Linked DNA regions of Homo sapiens: region 2 is linked to region 1. Evidence: chromatin loops called from intact Hi-C (ENCODE). Cell type or tissue: K562. All regions are shown on one strand. Each heading gives the region's core, and the rest is flanking DNA. Links, peaks and the distances in the headings are about the cores only.

The links. Peaks named below come from ENCODE experiments on the same cell type or tissue, not always from the same donor. Only the 100,000 strongest peaks of a DNase experiment are listed, where the experiment ranks them.
Region 2: a loop joins it to region 1, with 11 times the contacts of the local background. A loop is called at or near these places in 9 of 110 quality-filtered maps.

The regions. Positions count from the first base shown.
Region 1 is chr1:31,662,576-31,665,480 of GRCh38, reverse strand. It overlaps COL16A1 (collagen type XVI alpha 1 chain), which reads left to right. Exons shown (of 71, transcript NM_001856.4): 56 at 247-309; 57 at 2,823-2,894. Among named protein-coding and RNA genes, the nearest start is that of PEF1, 19 kb to the right of the region's middle. In K562, for the core only: a CTCF peak has its summit at 1,465 (motif pointing left); a DNase peak (open chromatin) is centred at 1,440; H3K27me3 peaks cover 915 bases.
Region 2 is chr1:32,412,545-32,415,449 of GRCh38, reverse strand. No RefSeq gene overlaps it. Among named protein-coding and RNA genes, the nearest start is that of BSDC1, 20 kb to the right of the region's middle. In K562, for the core only: a CTCF peak has its summit at 1,317 (motif pointing right); a DNase peak (open chromatin) is centred at 1,349.

The sequences.
Region 1 (2,905 bases), core at 195-2,694:
GGGGAGAGGCAGGGGAGAACGGCCTGGGTGGCCAGGCCTGATTCCAGGAACCAGGACCTGGAGAGCCCAGCCTCTTGTGTGGGCCCCAGCCCAGCAGGCCAGGCAGACGTAATGCTCCCAAGTGGTGCTTCTAGGAAGTCAAAATGAATTGCATTAACAACAGTGCATCATGCACAGGAAGAATAAAGAAGGGGAGCTCCCCCTCCAGCCCCACTTTCATTCCTGCCTGCCCCTTTGTTGATACAGGGTCCCCCTGGATTCCCAGGCAAAGTTGGATCACCTGGCCCACCTGGCCCTCAAGCAGAGAAGGTGAGCAGGACCCTGGGTTGGCAAAGTCACAGATCTGAGCCATGCAGCTCCCATGCCCCTGTCCCACCCCTAGCATCAGGCTTTCAGGAAATTCCAAGACTGACCCAGTTGCACTGAGGCTGGGAAAAGAGGCCTCCAGGATGGGCCCAGTGACTACTGGAGGCCGACAGGGCTTGCAGTGGACCAGTGGGCTCCTCGGGATGTCTGCTTGGCCCAGGATGCCTGCGGCCTCTGTGCAGCCCAGGCCCTTGTCTGCTGTGATGGGGGGAAAGGCAGGGAGGTAGGTGGGGAGGAGGCAGGGGGTCTGATGGAGGAGTAGAATGTGATAGGCAGCCCAGGCCACCTTCGTCTCCTGGGCGGGAGGATGAGCGAGGAGCTGAGAGAAGGGGGAAGCACGTCCTGAAGGAGGACACCAACGTGGAAGGGGAATGGGCTCCTCCTGGGTAGCCGTGCTCCAGTTGTCCCCAAGGGCCCAGAGAGGGCAGGGGTGGCCCGTGTCCTGCCTGGTGACAAGGGTTGGGGGAGCAGCAGTTGGCGGAGCTCCTATGCTGGCTGCTCTTGACTTTGGCTTGATAAATGCTGGAGACATGGCTCTGCCTTGGCTTGGGGCTGACATCCCTGTCTCGGCCCAACCTCTGGGCTCCCTAGATGTGCTGAGTGGGTGGTGTAAGAAGCCCGAAGATTGACTTCTGAGCTTGGGGTCGGGGGACCTGGGTTCAGAGGGACAGGTGGGAGCCTCTTTCCCCTGAGCCTTGTGGAGAGCCTCTTTCCCCTGAGAGCACACGCATGAACGTCTCACTGTGCAGGTGAGGAAACTGACACCCACAAGGCTTGGGGCAGCCCAGAGGCACACAGTGGTGTTAGCAGCAGAGCTGAGACTTCCTTCCCAGCTCCAGGAGGACCCGGGCACCTCACTACCTCCCCAGAGCCCATGCTGATCAGCCATGCTTGGGACAGTGGTGGTTGCTAGCCCCCTTCCCCTTCCCCTTCCCCTTCCCCTTCCCCTTCCCCTTCCTTCCCCTCCCCAGGACCTGAGTGGCAGCCCCTGCTCTCCTTAGGCTGGTCATTGCAGAGAATCCCAAACCTCTGGCCAGTGGTTCTTCATCCCAACTGCCAGTGGGGGCCAACATTGGTTGGGGCTCTGCTGACCCCTCCTGGTGGCTGGTGGCATTACAGAGCCCCCGAGTTCATTTTCCCCTTTGCTGGGTCTCTCTAGCGGGATTCCTTCCCTTGACCACCCTACAGCCACTGATCCAGGGCAGCCACCCTCTCCACACTGGGAGAATGCAGCCACCTTCCCCGCTATGCTGCTTGCCTCCCCCCGCCTTTTCTGGTAAACATTCCAATCCATGCATCAGTTCTCATCACTCTTCTGCTTTGAACATTCAATGGCTCCCCAGTGCCTGTAGCAGGGGTTTTCAGACTTTATTTTGTAGTCCCAGAGTCTTTTTATCACATAAAAGCAAATGTAAAAACCTCAATCTATAAAACAAATACAAGCGGAGATTCCCTGGCTAAGACAACGGTGGGGGTCCTAGAGTCCCTCTCTTCAGTCCCCACTTCATGCCCCCAGCTTCTAGGCTCCCCCAGAAGCCCCAGTGCTCTGAGAAGTACAGCTTAAAAACCACTGACTGTTCGATAAAGTTTAGCACAGCGTTCAGGGCCCCCACTCATCATGGTGACTCTTCCAGCCTCTTCTGCCTGCCAGCCCATCCCACAGGCTCCCCCAGATGCCCTGGCCAGGCCAGGCATGTGCCCACTTGCAAGTCTTTATCCTTCTCTTAGGTTCCCTCTGGCATGCACTTTTCTCCTCCACCTGCCCAATCCCAGACATCCTCAGAGTCTAGCATCTGGTGACACTTCTGTGACACTTTCCCTGATCCCCAGCCAGAGGGAACTGCTCCCCGCTCCTGAGCTCCCTGAGCCCCTTTCCACACAGAACACTTAGACTGTTGTATTGCCCCTGGTTGTGTTGGGCCCATGACCCTCACTGGACTGTGAGCTCCTTGAGGACAGGGGCACCCACTTTTTCATCTTGGGGAATCAGAGCCCACATGGTGCTGCGTGCGCTGTTGAGGCCTCTGTGCAGCCCGGGCCCATGTCTGCTGGGATGGGGGGAAAGGTAGGGAGGTAGGTGGGGAGGAGGCAGGGGGTCTGATGGAGTAGAATACAACAGGCAGCTTTCACAGTGGATTGAAGCTGTGCTTTCAGTTCAGCACATGCTACTGAGCCCCTGCCATGCCAGCCCCTGGGTCAGCACTGGAGAAGATGCCCTGTCCCTTCCTCATGGGGCAGCAAGGAAAGGGGATGCTTTGCAGATGAAGACAGATCCTCCTGGGGAGGCGACGTGTGGCACATATGCAGTTAGACAGGGACAGATTGGGCCCAGAAGCCAGCTGTCCTGTTTCCAGCAGTCACCAGGACCCTTGACCCAGGGCCTGGTCTCCATGGGTGGGGCAAAGCCCTGCTGACTTTATTGTGGGGCGGGGGGGGGGGGCGGCGCTGGTTTCCAGGGCAGCGAAGGGATTCGAGGCCCATCAGGCCTGCCTGGCTCCCCTGGGCCACCGGGACCTCCTGGGATTCAGGTGAGTGTGTG
Region 2 (2,905 bases), core at 317-2,816, 750 kb before region 1:
GTTGTCAAGAGGTATTTCCTCTCTTCCTATTGGGAATGGTGTTTCCCGTTTTTTTTTTTTTTGCCTTTCGTATTTTCTCTTTTCCTTTTAGGCCTACTATGGGAGACATATTCCTCATCTCCAAATTTCTCTGCTGCCTACAGAGCTGGCTGGCTCTCAGCTGTGGTTAGGGTTTGGCTTAGGAGAAGCATAACACCCCTCCATGAGAGGTCAAATACCTAAGTTACATTTTGGAAAGCTTCTATATACCTATTGGGGTTGTCAGAAAATTGGCCTAAGTCTCTCTTTATTTGCCTAAGGTCCTGTAATGAGAAGGGAACTTGAAAGGGCCCCAAATAAGGGAGATCCTCAGATGGATCCCCCAGAAGTTGCTTCTCTAATTTGGGGGCATTATTCTCTTTGGTCATGCCAAATGTGATTGCTAAAAGGGCTGGGTTAATTTTGTAACACTTGCAAAGGTCTAATAAAAAGGCCATGCCCTTGTGCAAAAGAAAATGAGCCACTTTTTCTTTAAAGTTTCAGGGTGAAAGGAGTCCCAGTGCTTCAGAATGCATTCCAGGGGAGTGCAGGCTGAAGATGGTACCCATCTAGAAAGAGAAGTGAGAAAAAGGCATCCTTTTAGTCTCCTTCCTTTTGGTGTGACCCAGGGTGGAGACGAAGACAGTGGGGGTGTCCCCCTGATGTTTTCCCTCCGTGGTTCCTTGGTCCCAGCACCTTGTTGAACATGCCACCCATGGTTGCAGGCGTGACCTCCAGCCATGGAACCAGAAGAACTAAGCGATTGGGGCTAGTCACGCTCACCCAAGTGACTCTAGTCCTCTGCCTGTGATTTCCCTTTGACTTCCTGGATTTGTGTGATCTACCTGGCTCCCCAAAAATTGGATCCCAAGAAAAGCTATGTAATAGTTGGGCAAGGACCCTTTAATGGAGTGGGAGTGCTAAATTGAACTCTATATCCTGCTATTATGGCCCATACTGAAGCGTTTACCCTTAGAGAATGGTTCTCGTTAACTTCTGAACTTAAAATCCCCTTACCAATTAAGTACCACTCTAATTGGAGGCAGAATAGGTGCCTTAAAAGAATGTAGGTATTGAATGGCCCTTTTACTGTTGATGGGACAGTATTGACACTAAAATTTGGTTTTGGAGGATATTTTACCCCTAATTGTTGAAGGCAGAGTTTTCCCATTTACAGAAGTAGCGTGAAGCCTGGTTTTTAGTAGAGAGGCACAAAAAGGGGAGAGAATTGGGAGGCTAGGGTGTTTCAGTGAAGGACAATGTGCCTCATGGAGAGGATCCCTATTCCACTAGGTGGCGCTGTTTACCTTGAAACGCCATGTGCTCTCTAGACCAAGGACAGAGTGACATTGACATGCCATATGTTCTCCAGACCAAGGACAGAGAGAGACCTGGAAATGCCGTGCTCGCCAGACCAAGCGCAGAGACACATGCTCACTGTTGGGGAGGAACCCTCTGTTCCTAGAAAATCACAAAGACACCTTCCCCTGAGCTATATCCCCAGTTACTATGACATTCCCTGATCTTGCCAAACAAGATTACTTCCCTGAAGTGTAAAACTTCCTGCACACTGCATACACAGAGAGGATAAGAGATATGACAAATGTGGTCAAGGAAGGAGGAAATTATGAAGGAAAGTTGGAGATCCTGGTGCCGACACCCCACTGGGGTGGTTGGAAGCAGGGGTCAGTCCAGAAGCCTTTGGATAACACCGGGGGGTAGCCCCAGCCAGAAGCCCTCAGTTGCCTCAGGACTTCTTCCAGCGCCACACCATGGCTGTCCTTCAAGAAAGGTCTAAAATGGAGACTGAGAGCCTCAGAATGAAAAGACAGAGTTGGAGTCCACTCCTTTACTCACTGTTTCGATGAATGTTGTACTTTGGTATCCCAGACAGGCCCCCATTATGAAGCAGCTTCGTTTTCTGGGGTATATACCCTTGGGTTCTTTGTTGTGGGCCAAAAAATTTAGGACACAGACAAACACAAGGAGTTTAGGAGCAGAAGTTTAATAGGTAGAAGAAAAGAGAGAGAAACAGCTTCCTGCACAGAGGAAGGGGTCTCCAAGCAGAAGGAACCTAGCAGAAAATGACCAAGTGGAAAAGGACTGGCTGGTGGCAAATAAGCTGAGTTTTATATACAGTTTGAGGTCGTGGTGTCTGATTTATGTAGGGCTCACAGATTGGTTCGATCAGGTATGGGTTTACATAGGGCACAGGGAAGACTGGTCACCTCACCTTAATCTTCTTATGCAAATGGACTTTCCAGTTGATCAGCACTATCTTATCCACTCCTTTACAGTACCCATGGCTGGCAGAAAAGGGAGGATGGAGCCATCATCTTGAACATGTCTAGTCCTTAGTTCCTGCCTGCATTCACCTGTGCAAGCGCCCAGCTTTCAGGCTGCTCTTTGTTAGAAAATGATTTGGGGCTGCTTTTCATTAAAAAGAGAAGACTTACCAAGGACTCCCATCCCCTTACTATCTGCCTAAGTAATTTCTTCTTAACTCCTGTATCAACAGTTACCCATCAAATACAAAGGAGGAAGGGTTACCAGTAAGCAACAGGGTTGACATGAAAACAGAGTGGTGAGACCTACAGAAATCTTTGGAAACAACTGCTTATGAACGGCCTACCAAGTTCCCACTTTTTTATTTTTTTTGAGACAGGGTCTCACTCTGTCACCTAGGCGGGAATGCAGTGGTGCAATCATGGCTCACTCATTACAGCCTCAACCTCCCGAGCTCAAGTGATCCTCCCATATCAGCCTCCCAAGTAGTTGGGACTACAGGCACGCACCATCATCCCTGGCAAATTTTTGTACTTTTTGTAGAGATGGGATTTCACTGTGTTGCCCAAGCTGGTCTCGAGCTCCTGGGCTCAAGCAATCC